Regions from separate parts of the Homo sapiens genome. Here region 2 is linked to region 1. The links are chromatin loops, found by intact Hi-C in ENCODE. Cell type or tissue: Caco-2. All regions are shown on one strand. Each heading gives the region's core, and the rest is flanking DNA. Links, peaks and the distances in the headings are about the cores only. Region 1 overlaps DIAPH3 (diaphanous related formin 3). Region 2 has its middle 5.5 kb from the start of LINC00434.

The links. Peaks named below come from ENCODE experiments on the same cell type or tissue, not always from the same donor. Only the 100,000 strongest peaks of a DNase experiment are listed, where the experiment ranks them.
Region 2: a loop joins it to region 1, with 9 times the contacts of the local background. A loop is called at or near these places in 1 of 110 quality-filtered maps.

The regions. Positions count from the first base shown.
Region 1 is chr13:59,687,171-59,695,517 of GRCh38, reverse strand. The region is part of intron 27 of DIAPH3 (diaphanous related formin 3); the gene reads left to right. Among named protein-coding and RNA genes, the nearest start is that of DIAPH3-AS1, 320 kb to the left of the region's middle. In Caco-2, for the core only: no CTCF peak of the experiment used is centred there; no DNase peak of the experiment used is centred there.
Region 2 is chr13:60,269,456-60,277,802 of GRCh38, reverse strand. It overlaps the pseudogene TARDBPP2. Among named protein-coding and RNA genes, the nearest start is that of LINC00434, 5.5 kb to the right of the region's middle. In Caco-2, for the core only: no CTCF peak of the experiment used is centred there; a DNase peak (open chromatin) is centred at 3,672.

The sequences.
Region 1 (8,347 bases), core at 13-8,012:
TGACTTTTCTACTGTGCTTTGTGCATTGTATTATCTCATTTAATGCATTCTACCTTTTATTTCTGTTTGAAGGGAGGAACCATCTGGATTGTAACAGCAAGTTCTTTTCAAGCACAAAAGTTCCAGGAGAGAGAGAATATAGATTTAGTATTATTCCTCCTGGCATTCCTCATTCTAACTTTTGCCATCACCTGAGTTCCAGCATTGGGGAAGACAAAAGCACCAGGGTGCACATCTTTAAAGACATTTATGCTGCTTGCCTTCAAGTAAATATCAGCTACAACCAGGAATATTAGACTGTCTCCCTTTTCCCTGTAAAGTGGGCCTTTAATGGGATGGCCACACTTTATTGATGGGAATCCTGTGTTCAAGTTGAGATCACAGGTACAAATGAAGCCTAACTAGTAACCTACAAAATATATGCACTAGAAGCTATGGCAGTGGTTCAAAGTTAGAAAGATGATTAGTATATTCATTTTTATCGACTGTAGCACTTTATGATGCTTATGGAAATATTCTTAGTAAATTATTCAATCAAATAAATTTTACATGAGGGTTTTACTAACAAGTCTAAAAAATTATTTTCAACTAGATTCAGTCAGACAGATGGATTTTGTTCTCCAGGTGGTTGCGTATTTTTTGCTTGATAACCTATTTGGCAGCACTCTTTTGAACCTGTGAATATTTATATTTTAGGGCCCTCTCAATAATTAAGAAATCCACTTTCAGTACCAGATGTTTCCAATGACTGAACAACTTTGTTTCATTCTACAACTGTAACTTTTTTTTTACTTTGTTTGTGTTTTCAATAATATTTTCCCAAGAACCAGGAACAAAGGAAGCATTTACTAAAGTCATATGTTCACTAAGAAACTTTATAAAGGCTAATTTACTTTATTAAGCAGAAATGTAGGCATCCCAAGAGCATTGTTTATTTTAACAATCAAGCGTTTTAGAAGCTATAAAAATTAGCTAGTTTATAATGTTTTCAGTGACTTTTCTTCTTAAGTTGTTGAAGTACCCAACTAAGACACAAATTTAATTTCAGAAACTATGAAATTATGCTTTCCTGTAATGTATTATCTAACCTTTGGATGAAAAGCTTTAAATTTTTCAACTAAGAACTGTGCAACAAATGAAGAGTAAAATAACTTCCTTTATAGTAAACTAGACCAAAATCAGTGTATCAACCTCATACACTTATTCTCGGAATAAACCCTGACCTGAGACGAGATTTTCATTCTATAGCAAATAAATCTTGAGTATCCTGTGATGGTTGGAGTCATACACAATTATCTGAGTTTTTACCAGTCTCCTATTTCATTTTACCTTGACTAAGTCCATTCTTCGATTATTTTTCTTGATGTCACTGAGGCTAACTATTGGTTCTTAATATTTCAAAGACAAAAATATATAATATCTTTCATATCTGTCCTTTCTTATAATGGTAGACAAATTGAAAGTGGAGTATTTGGTGACTTTGGTTTATATATAGCACCACAAGAACAATTAGGGATCACAAGAATGAAGTCACTTATTTGAAGAATCACATTTTAGGATATTACTAAGATTTTTCTTTATGTTGAATTTAGAAGGTTGTATACTAAACATGTCATCATTTCATAATTTATTTCAGAAACTATTTCCTTGAAAATTCACTTTTGGCCTTGCTTTCTAAATGAGGATTATAAGGATCATTTAAAATTCAGATTTAAAAATATAATTCCCTATATAAATTAAAGCTTCAAGTTTATTCTGCAAGTAAGAAACTCAAATTTATCATATCATTTTACAATAATTTTCTTTCTCTTTTTATTAAAAACATTATCATTTTTACTGTTTTTGAGATATCCCATCACGTGCTTCATGAATTTTGCATAAACTTTGTGACTTTTTTCTAAGATTGGGAAATACGCTGTTTTTGTTCCGCAATGAGTTTCCATGTGAGATTGCAAATAATTCCGATACTATATAAAGACCATCCAAGAGCATCTACTTTAAATTGTCTTTACAAGTAGGAGAGAGGGATTTGCACTGATAATTTTCCTAATTCCTTGGAATAATGTCATACACTTTTAAGCCTGAGTTTTGACAATCAGAATCAGACAAAGAACTGAGTTTCATGATATCAAAGAGCTTATAAAAGGACATCTGGCCAGCCCATACTCCTACCTAACATCTTTTAGTGGCTTCCTGTAGTTCTTTGAATAAAATAATAAAATAATAAAATCTCAGTTCATACAATGTCCCAGAACACCCTCACCCACAGGCCCAGGCTACCTCTTCCGTCTCAGTCCAGTCACTCTTCTCTTTGGTCACTACTTTCCAGTCATAAGCGCCTTCCACCGGAGGCCTTCACGCTGTTCCCTCTACCTGGAATGCCGTTCTTCCACTAAACCTGTCTTGCTAACTCTTTCTTGTTCTGTTCTGAAATATAATTTTCTCATAGTAATTTTCCTGTGACTGCCTTCCCTCTAAAACTTAAATCAGGTCCCTTGTTACATTCATAATTGTACCCTTTACTTTTCCTTCATTGTACTTACAAGTTATAATTACATATTTGTTTGATTATTTGTTTAATGCCTGCCTTTGCCAATAGAATGTAAGCTCTGTGATTAAAGAAAGAGTTGGAGTCAGAAGAAAGATTTTATTATAATCAGTATTTCACACTTTTGACAGGTAAATTAGACCCAAAATAACTCCCAGGGAGCAATACACAGCCTGGAAAACATGAAACAAGGAGCGGCTGTTTGGTGTAATAAAGGAGGAGCACCAGGCTGAATTTTCAGAGGCCTAATAGAGTAGGTTATGGTTGATGGAGGTGGTGGTGGTGGGTCGATTTCTGCATGGCAAAAGAGTGTACCCTGACTATTTCACTGTGTCATTTGAGGCATATCTTTTGACCATTCTGGGCCTGTTTCCTTGTCATTAAAAGGAAACCTAAGGTTCTATGACTATAACATTGTCACCTTCAAACAGGAGAATGGAGTAAGGCTGGGCTTCAGCATTCTTTAGTGTCCAGAAGATGGATTATAGTTGTGAGCCTTACCAAGAATTCCAGACACAGCCAATAATATAGACCTTATTTGGTGTCGGGGGATGGGGGGGTTGGGGGTGTCAGTCAGGGAAGTAGGGGGATGTAAAAGGTCTGAAAAAAGGGATACAACTAGAAATGATTTAAATGACCTCTTTGGCTCAAAATTCATAATTATTTATTTACCATTCATACCTCTTATTAGCCCTCAAATGTTAAACCTCAACCTTCCTTTTGCCTCATCAGATTTCATAGATATATTCTCAGGTACTCAGAAAAATAGCTAAGCTATCAAGAGTAAAAGTTTGTATTCTTTTCTAAAAAAAAAAAAAAAAAAAAAAAAAAAGAATTTCTCAAAGCTATGAGTAATCTGTACCAAGTAATTAAAAAAATAAGTTTTATTCTAGTATTTTTATCAAAACCATAGAACAGAGAATACTGTGAACTATACATGGGGTATTCTACATTCTAAATTCTATACTTAGCTTTTTAAAATCCTTTTTGACTTGTCTTAGGCTGAATGAAGTATTTGAGTCCTAACATGAACATTGCATAAGCTTCACACTGAAGAGTCAGGATTATTTTTAACTAATGTTTACAAAGGATCAGTGGACTGTATCCTTTTGTTTATGTTATACATGAAAGAAATACAGTTTACATAGTCACAAACACCCTCAGTCAGCCCTCTGCAAATGGATTATGTACTTGAATATAAAAAAGTTTCTCACACATTTTAAATGCACTTGAGCTAAAACATTCTTTCCTCCTTGTTTACTTCTTTCCCTTTCTCTAGCTTTGCTTCCTGTCTTTTGCTTATTTTATTCGTTCTACATGCTTTAACTAAAATTGATCTATATACAGACTGAAATTTCAGGTTGAGTTTTATTCTGAATATTCCTTAATCATCATATGTTCACAGTGAGACCTTTTCTTGTGGTCAAAAAGATTATAATTTTGCTGATATAAAGCATATTAATTTAACAGAAGCAAGCATATGGAAATGGTTCAAATGTGCCAGGTTTTATTTTAACTACTGGTCTTTTACCATATTTCCTAAACACCTAGATATCAGTAAGTAAGCTTTTATAATCTTTGATCTGATCTCATAGTTCAGCAAAACATTGCTCAAGGTTGACAGTATGACCCATGGGGATAAAAAACAAGACTAATGATATGAGTAAGCAGAAATTCTTCTCTCTCATGCAGGGCAAGGGTCTGTGTAATTTTCTCAATCTAGTCATCCCCTTTCCTTTGGAAAATCCAAAAAGATAAGATAAGAAATTACTTAAATTTTTAATGACTAAAAAGCAACTGATAATTAACAGCCATCCTGCCTTCCTGTGTGTTGCTGCCATCATTCTCCCTAAACACCAGACCCTTTTACCTCCCAGCATTTTGTATTTGCTTCTTTTTCTACCCGCAATGCCCTACTATTCTTCTTTATTTGACAGACTCCTACTTACATGTCAAGACCCAACACAAATGTTACTTTCATAGTAAATCCCCTGGAGGTCTAGTTCCTCTGTCCTCTTTGCTTCTGCAGTATTTTTTCCCATAGCTCTATTTTAGCACTTATTTATAATTTATTTGTTTTAATAATTTGTTTCTCTCTGATAGATATGAGTGCCTCAAGGCCTAAGATCTTGTTCATCCTTGCATCCCTGGCCTCAGCACAATGGCTGGTAGATGCATAGTAGGCAATCCATTATTGTTTGCTTCAATTGCATGAATTAAGCAACCAATCACATGAAATGTCTGACCAACAATCTTCTACTTTGAAACCAGTGTATTCCCAAAGTTAATTTTTAAATCAGTTGTTTTGGAATTCACAAAGCAATTTCCCATAGAAAGAATGTTATAAATGGTGGTTAGGTTCCCAGGCTAGCCCTCAAGAGTCTATTTAACCCATAATGTAGCTGTAACACTATGCAGTTGTAATGAAAAATAGCAGAAAACAACACTGTTACAAATGTGCAATGTTTTCATTACATTAAGTAAATACAATTCCTCTTCTGTATAGAAAATGCAGTCTAGGGCAAATTATACCAACCAGCAAATGTAATATGATCTAGTGACAAGAGCAGGATGGCTGAACATAGGCCAAGCTCTTTCACTAATTTGCTTTATAAATTGTTTAACTTTACTATGCCTGAATTTCTGCATCTGTCCAGCCAACTTGGTAATTCTTGCCTGCTCATGCTGAAGAAAAGGTAAAGTAATGTATATAAGAATGCATTGAAACACATAAAGCCCTATAAAAATGCAGTGTATCATGGCATAAAGTGCTCACAGACAAATGAAATTAGACTGAATTTTGGACTTTTAATGGAGTGAAAAATAAAGGAGCAGAGTTGATGTTTCAACTTCAGTTGCCCAACCCCATCACCTGGAAGCTAGGTAACCATCATGTTATCCTTTCTTCACCATGAGCAAGTCGAAAACACATGAGTTAATATCTCTGGGCCTTGGTTTCCTCTTGGGTAAAGTGACATTGTGCAAATTAGATGACCTTCCAGTTCTTTTAATCTGGATGTCTGTGTTTAACATTATTTGGATAGAGTAGCAACTTTCATAGCATAAAAAAATGTCCTGGAAGGGTCATAATTATATGGTCTGAATTTCTTCAGTTTTCTGTGATCAGCTTACTTAAAGCATCACTTGCATAACATACATACACACACACACACACACACTGCTTAATACAGTTTTTTTTCTTAATCTGCCAAATCTGTCCGCCCTAAAACCAACTTGTCCCCCAACATCTGCCAAATCTTTCCACCCTAAAACCAATTTGTTCCCCACCGTCTGCCATCAAAATCAGCGTGGAAACCAACTTCTGTCAAATAATATCTCCATCCAAACCTGCAGAATAGCAGTCTTCTCGTTTCTTACTCAGAATTTTGCTTTCTTCCATGAAGAAGAAAGTTTTCCTTCATGATTTGCCTAAAAATTTCTCCTTGATTCTGGTGCACCAGATATATACTTGGGAAACTGTCTAATCAAATTTTATTCTCTATTAGGAGCCATCTGTTTGCTGATGACGACTCTGTTTGTTTTTTATTTTAGTGCAATCCATTTTCAATCCTTCATCGGTTTTATCATACCACCTGCACTTCCCATTTTCCCAGCTCATTCCTTCCTTCCTCTTGTGTGGGTGAAGAAGGAGACAGGGTGTGGACAGCAGGAGGCCGCCGTACTCCTAACAGAATACTTGAGGCTCAAATTCTTCTCTCTGACTGATTAGAATGCCTCTCTCCCCAGGTAGTCCAGGCCTTCTTTACTTTCTCCCCTGTATTTAAGCTTCCTCAGAAATCTTGTGGCCTTTCAGGAGACTTTCTTGCAGCAGAAGAAAGAAGGTGCTAAATTCTTGCAATCTTTAACTTTCTATAACAAGAGATTCACAATTATCTCTCCCTCAATCATTGCTTTCTTTCTGTGCCTGGGGATTGACTAGTACATAATAAAGATGAAACCCAGTCTACGTAGTTGATTGCTTTTTGGTGAAACTCTATTACATAAACATCTTCTATGTGAAATTTCCAACATAATTTGATACTAAAATGTTAGTATTAGTTAACCCATGTTATGTGAGTTTTTTTCATTGTCTTCATATATTCATCTGCATGAGTGTGGCCTGTCTTGAATCCTAACCATCCACTAAATGGGTACTTGGTAGCATTTTTAATAGATTTTTCCTTTACGTAAAGTTCCCTGCAAGTTGTTTCTGATGTATCTAATCCTATTGTTACTCAAAACTGAAATGAGACCCTGCCCTTATGAAGCATGATTTCACTTAAACTATCTCTAGGTGGACCTCACTCCACCAAAATTCTATTGTATTTATTATGTGCACAATTCATTTGACACTTGAGTGACACTAAAAATGAGTCAACATAAGCTCCTCTTTTGTCCCTGGTCCCTTTCAGACCAATGACAGTACCTTAAACTTCTTGGTGGTTCCTAGCTCTGTGTCTTATGCATATAGGTGCTCAATAAACATTTATGGATTCATTATTCATTTATGTTTGGACTTACTTGTGAGGTTGAAATGTTCAATTGATCCACTTTTTGACCTTTTCAGTTATTATTTTTTTGTCAGTGGTTTTGATTATTCAGGTGCACTTTTACCATCAATAGGTCATATCTATAAATAGAAGTCTAGAGACATTTTTAATATGTTTGGGGAAAGAATAAAGAAATTCAGATTTTAAAATTGCAGGTGAATATTGTGCTAGTGATTAGCTTGGCCAACATACTTTGAAACAATTTATCAAGCTGAGAAAAAGACAACAATAGAGCCATCCCTTATGACCACAATTTCTATGGCTTCCTTCAAAAATAGCCATTTTAAAGTTTTTGTTTCCTTCTTCTTTTAATCTCTCATGTTATGAATAATATTTAGCTGAACTCCCAAAGCAACTGGGGGAAGAAAATCTTTGGTATTGATTTTGGATAAAATATGAGACATTTACTTTTGTGAATGCTAATCTCTGAAGGCTTCAATACAATCTTTTGTTCTCTGGGTTCTTGTGTCATTCAAAGATTTAAATTTAGACACCAATATGTTTTTGACCACAAGAAAGCCCTCTGAAACACCTAAGTATTAAAGTTTTAGTTGTTAATATCTATAGGATTTCATTATTTTAATTACCATCTCAGCAATTCCCAGTGGGTAATAATGGCATGTGGTTGTCCTGCCTGTACTTCTATGGGCAGTTCATCGAATAATCATCCTTATGTTACACTACATTGTGGTTCATTGTCTCTCTGAACTTTTTATTTTATCCATATTTGCTTAGCAACCAAGTTATAATTGTTTAAAATTTATCCTAACATTCTCTGAGTTTTTTCAATATATCATTTCAAGACACTAAGAGGAGATGTCAGATTTTGTCCTGACGTCTTATCAAAAGGGTTAAAACTCTACTTCCTGTATTCTTAGCCTCATAAAATCCTTTCTTCCTATAAATTCCAAAATATGACTGATCACAAAGCATATTAATAGATCTAAAAATGGGTGTGTTTTCTTTAAAACTGTATTTGTTGGAGACAAATACTTATACTCCATCAAAAGTTTTATCAGCTATAATTCCCTCTTATAATTGTTTTTAAAAGTCCAAACTAAGTTATTTTGCTCTGGTTGAGGCATGTTGGCTGATTTTTAGACTTGGATGAATTTCATTGTAAATTGCTGTTGGATGTGACTGGAGTACCCAGGAACTGTCAGGATGGCTCAGTGATTTAACGCTGGTGTCCTGCAGCTTTGACTGTAATCAGCAGATGCTGTGGTATTACCATAAATGTTTTCCTAAC
Region 2 (8,347 bases), core at 280-8,279, 580 kb before region 1:
TAAGAATTTCCAACATTGACAACTCTTATAAAAAGCATCCAAGCACAGGACACAGAACTGCAGCAAACAGCATTCTTATGGCTAGCTAACAGACATTAGAACTTCCACCCTTCTTTGAGACACCTGAGCTCACTGGTGAACTCTGCTTCCAAGTACTCCTGCAAAGCACATTACAAGCTCAGTCCATGTTCTCAACCCATCAGCTTTAGTTCACATCACCACACTTACATATCAGTAACAGAAGAGAACACACACCATACAGCATTCACAGCAGTTGACAAAGGGGTGGGGGGGGGGGGTACAAGTATCGTTTTACTTAACACATTCAACTAATGTGGGTTATCTAAGAACAAAAACTCATTTAAGGTCTTCCAACAGATGTGGATGTGCTTTGAATGCAAAAAACATTTGCACATTATTTGCTATCATTGCTTTCTGCACACTCTTTCACCGAAGCCACAGGATTGAGAGACATAGCTCACCAAGTTAAAAAATATCCATTATGCACCACCAAGTCTCTGCACGCACTTTCTCCCTTTCTTGCTCATACTAGCCTTTCATGCTTTGGCACCACCAGCAATCCCACACAAGGTTTCAAAAGTTCAAACAGCCTTCTGGTTCCATATCACAGCCTTGCGTTCATAGCGTTGATACAACTCCATGAAATAAAGAGTAGTGGATAAAAATCAAAGACACGGCCTGTGATGCGTGATGACGAATTCTTGAATGAGAAAGGATGTAGACAGAAGTATTCCTATGGCAGAATATTTACAGCACTACTTTCAATGAAATGCTTGTTCCATAAACATTTGAAGTGAGATGAACTGCAGAGAATAAATGAAGGCTTCATATTGTGCTTTTGTATATGAGGGGAGACAAATGTTAAAAAACAAAACAAAAGAACCAAACACTGTGACACCATGATCTCCCAAAAGGATATTTTCTTAAGGAAAAAAATTCATATGGTGGGGTTCACATTAAAACAAGGAGTAAAGAATGTAGTTCTAATCCATGGTTTCCATTTTGAAAATGCAAAGAATTCACTTGACAAGTCCAGGGATAAAATATTACAGGAGAAACTCTTTGATATCAATTGTAGTGTGTTGGTTTACCAATCAGGCAAACAGCAGTTCACTTTCAACCACTCAATATTTCAACCTTTCATGTAACAAAACTTATTTTTATTTATATATTTTTTTTTATTTTTTGAGATGGAGTCTCACTCTGTCACCCAGGCTGGAGTGCAGTGGTGCGATCTTAGCTCACTGCAACCTCCGCCCCCCACATTCAAGCGATTCTCCTGCCTCAGCCTACTAAGTAGCTGGGATTACAGGCACCTGCCGCTGTGCCCGGCTAACTTTTGTATTTTTAGTAGAGACGGGGTTTCACCATCTTGGCCAGGCTGGTCTTGAACTCCTGACCTCGTGATCCACCTGCCTCAGCCTCCCAAAGTGTGGGGATTACAGGCATGAGCCACCGTGCCAAGCTCTTGTAACAAAACTTATAAAATTCCTTTAGCTCTTCATATGTATATGTATACTTTAAGTTCTAGGGCACATGTGCACAACATGCAGGTTTGTTACATATGTATACATGTGCCATGTTGGTGTGCTGCACCCATTAACTTGTCATTTACATTAGGTATACCTCCTTACTGCTGAATATACTCCACACTGAACAAACCAATTTTGAAAATTCTTAGTACATATGTATTTTTACAATATACTTATCATGAGTTTAGAAAAATTTGAATTCCCACCATTCTATATCAACCAACCACAACCCCACTGTCTACATTCCCCAGCCAGAAGACTTAGAATCCATGCTTGAGCCAAAGCCTCCATTAAAACCACTGCCCGACCCTGCATTTGATGCTGATCCCCAACCAATTGCTGCACCAGAATTAGAACCACTATAGGAGTTATTTCCAGAACCGAAGGCCTGGTTTGGCTCCCTCTGCATGTTGCCTTGGCTTTGGTTATTACCCGATGGGCCTGACTGGTTCTGCTGGCTGGCTAACATGCATATCATACCCCAACTGCTTTGTAGCACTGCCTGGGCTGCAGCCATCATGGTTGGATTTATGCTGAATGCACCCAAGTTTATCCCACCACCCATATTACTACCTTGATTGTTTCCCAAAATAGCTCCACCCCCTCTACTATTACCACATTCACCCTGATTCCCAAAGCCACCTGGATTACCACCAAATCTTCCACTTCTTTCTGTCTATTGCTGTTGTGCTTAGGTTCGGCATTGGATATATGAATGCTGATTCCTTTAATGATCAAGTCCTCTCCACAAAAAGACTGTGCAACCTGATCATCTGCAAATGTAACAAAGGCAAACGTCCTGAATGGCTTGAGGATGACGACATCCACCACTTCCCCGTACTGACAGAAGAACTGCCGCAGCTCATCTGCAATCATGTCCTCTGTTCAGCGCCCCACTTTCATGCTTCTCAAAGGCTTATCTGGGCTTTGCTTAGAATTGGGAAGTTTACAGTCACACCATCGTCCATCTATCATATGTAGCTGTGACATTACTTTCACCTGTGTTTCATCTTCCGTAAAACAAACGAAGCCAAACCTCTTTGAATGACCAGTGTTAGTATCTTTCTTGACCTGCACCATAAGAACATCTCCAAAGGTACTTAAATATTCTTTCAGGTCCTGCTCAGTTGTTTTCCATGTGCGACCCAACACTACTAAATCAGATGTTTTCTGGACTGCTCTTTTCACTTTCACAGCTGATGAAGCATCTATCTCATCCATTTCTCTTTTGTTATCTTTAGGATAGTTGACAACATACACCAGATTTCCCAGCCAGCATCGGGGGCATGAAGAATTCCTTCTACCAACCGGACACCTCTCATACACTGAGACACTGGATTTCTGTAGCGAAGCCCACACACCCCTGGAAACTGGGCTGTAACCATGGACAGCAGCACCGTCCCATCGTCTTCCGATGGTATTTCAATGGGCTCATCCTTCTCATCTTCGGTACGCGAATATATTCAGATATCTTTTACTTTTCTGCTAGGCCACTGCTGGGAAGCATGACAGGGACACCAAGGCAGCGACCGCTTTGCCCCCACTTTTAAGCGTTTTATATAACATTTTATATAACACAACATTTCCTAGACCAAGTGATAAAAGGCCAGCCAATATCCAGAGGTTTATTAGGTGGTTTGACAGAACAGCTTTGTCTAGCAAGGGATGATGTTGATTAGGCAGGGCAATGAGATTTTTCTCCCAGGAATTTGAAAGTGAAATAAAAAACAGAGTTGAGCAATTAGCAGAGGGGTTGAAGGTAAAAGGACTGCAGAGAAGGCCATTTGCAGAGGCCATTAATGCCATAGTCATAAAGTATAAAATGCACATGTAGAAAGAAATTCCTCAGAAACAACAGGAGACAGAAGTTAAGTCATGTTAATCACAAAATACCAGAATACAAACCTTCTCCATGAGGCCTTGAGGTAGGCCTTTTTCTAATCCCCTGAGGCACTTGCTCTCCTCATTCCCATATGTTTTTTCACCATAAATGTTTTGTTTATTGACATAACCTGAATTCTTTTCATAGAACCAACAAAGAGGGGCAGGATGGTCACTTATGGAGCTGCCTGTAAGGCTGAGAAAGTAACTTAGGCACCCTTATCATCTGATGGAGGACTGCTCCTGTCTCATGACTGACAAAAGGTGAAATTATGCAGATTTCACAATAATCATTGCATTCCTGAGGAAAGTCCTGTCTAAATAGCACCACCTTTTTGATGGAAAGGAGACACCTGGAGGTTGGCATGGATGTGCCTGGCAACAGCAACATGAGGAATCCAGGTGGATCCAGAACAACTGCCATCCTGAGAGCCTGAAGGAAGAAAGTCAGCCTTAGACTTACTCTTAGTACTTTCCCCTAGTTGATGCTGTGAGGCCTCACTTTCAAGACAAATGTACACCTTGAGTCCCTTCTCTTGGTTAACTGAGTCTAGAAGAAAGACGCCAGAAGGAAAGAGTCTCTTAGAGTCCTTGACAGAACAGACTTGCTTTGACCAGTGTTGGGCTCCCACTAGGAACTCATTCTCTCAGGGAAAATCTGGTCTAAAATAATTAGAAATAAGATGGGGAGTGAAATTCCAAATAACTCAAGCAGCCTTATTTGTGAAATGGTGGACTGTGGTAGAAAGTACTGGGGCAAGAATTTAGAGCCTATCTGTGACTAAGAGCATCTCACTTCACCCCTCTGGGCCTCAGTTTCTTCATGCCCTCTGCTACCTGCAAGCTAAAGACCCAGGAAAGCTGGTGATATCAATCCTACTCTGAGCCCAAAGGCCTAAGAACTGGGAGCATTAATGGGGTAAGTCCTAGTTTAAGGGCAGGAGAAGATCAATGCCTCAGCTTAAGTAGTCAGGTATAGAGAAATAATTCAACCTCACTTCACCTTTTTGTCATATTTGGGCCCTCAACAGGTTAGAGAATGCCCACTCACATTGGGAAGGACAATCTGCTTTACTTAGTCCACCAATTCAAATGCTAATTTCTTTCAGAAACACCCTCACAGACATGCCAAGAAATCATGTTTAACCAGATATCTGAGTATCCCACACCCCAGTCAAGTCAACGTATAATTAACCATCACACTGCCCATAGGTAAGAAATAGTTCATGGATTATTTACTTATTTATTACCTCTTTCTAAAAATGATCTAAGACAGATTTATATAATCATAGTTTTTTGGTTTGAAGAACCTTCCAAAGTTTTTAGAACCATCACTCAACTGAGATATGTAACATATATTTGTATACTACCCAAAAATGTGAGAACGTTCTCACATTTTTGGATAGCATTCTTCAAAATGCTATTCATTTACTCATCTATTAAACAAATATATAGTCACATTCTACAATGTACTTGGAACTATGGTAGCTGCTGGGAATATAATGAGGAATAAGATGTGGTCCCCACACTCAAGCAGATTTTCCTCCAGTAAAAAAAGATGGGGTTGGGCGTGGTGGCTCACTCTTGTAATCCCAGCACTTTGGGAGGCCAAGGCAGGCAGATCACCTGAGGTCAGGAGTTCAAGACTAGCCTGGCCCACATGGTGAAAGCCCTTCCCTACTAAAAACACAAAATTAGCTGGGTATGGTGGCACATGCCTGTAATTCCAGCTGAGGCCAGAGAATCGCTTGAACCCGGGAGGCAGAGGTTGCAATGAGCCAAGATTGCACCACTGCACTCCAACCTGGGCAGCAAAGTAAGACTCGTATCAAAAACAACAACAGCAACAACAAAAAGATGGAAAAGTAAACAGCCAAGTACAATACAGCGTGATGAGTTCATTGATTAGGTATGCACAGAGGGTGCCACATAGGAGTGTACCCACAAGGAGGAATAACACTGAGTCTTGGGGTGTTGCGGACCAGAGGAAGAAAGAACGAGTTAGTAAGGCAAGGGTAGAAATGGGAAGTGTGTGGGGGTGGGTGCACATGGATATATGCACAATATGTGTGTGCATGCAAACTTGTTCTCTTTTTTTACTTCTATATGTGTGGATTTTGAGGGAAGCTGGTTTCAGGCAGAGAGCTACATGTGCAGAAGCCCAGGAGTTAGGAAGAAATGGTGACTTAGGAAAGTGGCAAGTAGTTCTTTGTAAATAGAGCTTAAATGTGGGGAGCAAGAAAAGGTTAGAGATTGAAGCAGGGGCCCTTGAGCATTTGGATTTTGTTTTTGTGGTAATCAAAAGTTATTGAAGGCTTTTAGTGGGGGAATCAGGTTTTCCTTTTTGGAAATATTACTTTGTCTGCAATGTGGATGAAAGAATTGAAGCAGCAAAGCTGAAGGCAGGAAGACCAGCTCTGAGACAGTTTCAGAAACTCAGATGAAAGATAATGGAATTTTGCATGAAGTGGTGTCAGTGAGGATGGAGGAGCTGCCCTTGGCACCCGCAAGCAGATAGTCCAAGCAGATCTGTCCCCAAGGCAGATACAGGCTGCCTTCCTCTATTCTCTCACTGAATACAATACGTATTGTTTGCATTTATCATGATCTGTTATAATTGTTTGCTTGCATGTCTTTCCCACTGGACAGTAACTTCCTTGAAGTGAATAAGTGCTGATTTCCATCTTGCATCTAGTTTCTCAGAGCTCTACCCGATACCTGGCAGTTTCTTCAATGTTTGTTGAAGGAGAAACATGCATCCCTTAAACGTTTCACCCATTTTCCTAGTTCTACCACTTGGCAACTGTAAGACACATATTTAAACCCACTTTCTATTTATTTTATTTTATTTGTTTGAGACAGAGTCTTACTCAGTTGTCCAGGCTGGAGTGGAGTGGAACAATCTTGGCTCGCTGCAACCTCTGCGTCCCAGGTTCAAGTGATTCTCCTGCCTCAGCCTCCCAAGTAGCTGGGATTACAGCTTTTGTATTTTTAGTAGAGACAAGATTTCACCATGTTGGCCCGGCTGGTCTCAAACTCCAGACCTCAAGTGATCCACCCGCCTTGGCATCCCAAAGTGCTGGGATTACAGACGTGAGCCACCACGCTCAGCCTCAGCCTCCACTTTCTGTTTAAAGTCTCTTCAGAGCTCCCCTTTCCACTTCCAGGGTCAACGACTTAATCCTTTCAACAGTTCTTTGTCTGACTTAGTTTTGAATCCTTCATAATCCTACTTCCAGTTTACCAACTTATACCAAACTCCCAGGACAGTGCACTTGATTTCTGGTATCTTGGAAGATACAAGCCAAGCTCCAGAAGGTAAGTGAGATGGAAGAACCTAGCCTATACTGTTAACCAATGTTTATCTGCAGTTTGCATGATCTTCTTTTCCAAAGACTAAGCTAAAGACTAAAGCAAAGAGAAAGCACTTTAAGGAAATGAACAATTTCCTCATACATTCTACGAGAATGTCCTCTATGTAAAGATTGGGGAAGGAGTGAGAAGCTGTGGAGGAAGGTTCCAGGTAGGCAGGAGTGAATCCAGCCCCACTAACAAAGAACAAAAGGAAATGCAAGCAGTTGAAATGAGAACCCAAGAGGGTCTACATTGCATTTTATCCCTTAGGCTGCCAAAGCACAGAGTATCAACTTCAATCCCACTCACAAGTTACCCAACCATCTCTCTCCCACAAAACTAAAATATTTAACATTCCTTGTTATTTTTCTTTAGATATACATGTATAAGCACAGACTTTCTGGCTGGAGAAGGAGAGAGACAGCAATATTGAAGAATAAAAGTTCCATTGTTCTGTTGCTTCTAAAGTAAATGATGGAAATTATAAGCTAATTTACATATGGGAGATTAGCAGAGTATCCCTTTATTCCTATTAATATATTTTCCCTTCCTAATTATAAAGATTTGAATCTTTTTAAAACAACTTTATACAAAACATTTGTGTGGATATAAGAATTGCATGTTAAATGCTAATTCTGGATGAGTTATTTGCATAACCTTACAAAGGAGCTAAATTGCTTGTATTTAATAATAAATAGAGAGTTTAAAAAGGATTGAGGATATCTTGAGAGAATGTGAAACAGAGAAAAAATTTGCTTCTATTTTAAGATATGGAACTTTTTTTCCACTTCGAATTTAAAACTACTCTCCACCCTCTAGGGAAAACTTGTCCTAACTTTCCGATAAGCTTAATATTCCAAGTCTCCTGTAACATGACAATTCAAATACGTTGAAGGTGAAGAGCTAATCTGTTTTTAAATGAACATGGATAATTTTCAAAAGACAATAAACTGCTTCTAAAATAGTTTTGCATTTGAAAAGTGAAGACTTGAAGATTATAGATTCTGCATATGTTAGCAAAATAAAGAGAATTGTGGAAATTATCCAGAGAATTCAGGGAGAATCAAAATTTATGAAGAAAAAAAGATTAAAGTCTTTTTTTAAAGTATGAGATTTGACAGTGCTCATGAATCAGATAGTAGTCATCACTCCTGCAGGAGAAACATGATAGTAGGTGAAATACACATGAAATAAGTATGATAAATACTTCTAAATTTGATTTGATGTTTATGCTCTTTGAAATTAAGAACCAGCCTCTTCCTTACCAGTATTCAATACAGTAGGCAGTTTATCTTTCTTTCTCCCCTTCTACCCTTAACTCTTTCCTTAATTGACACCATCCTCTCTTGGGTTTCCTTCTATCTCTCTGCCAAATCCTCCTCACACTCCTTGTGAACCCCTATCTCCTTTTGACTTCTAATTGTTGCGTTTCCCCAGGATTTAGTCCTGAGCTCTCTTTTCTTCCTTATTGCCCTCTTTCTAGGGGATCTCTTCAGTTCCCATGACTTTAAATTCCATTTATATGCCCCCGAATACCAACTTTACACCCAAAACCTCTC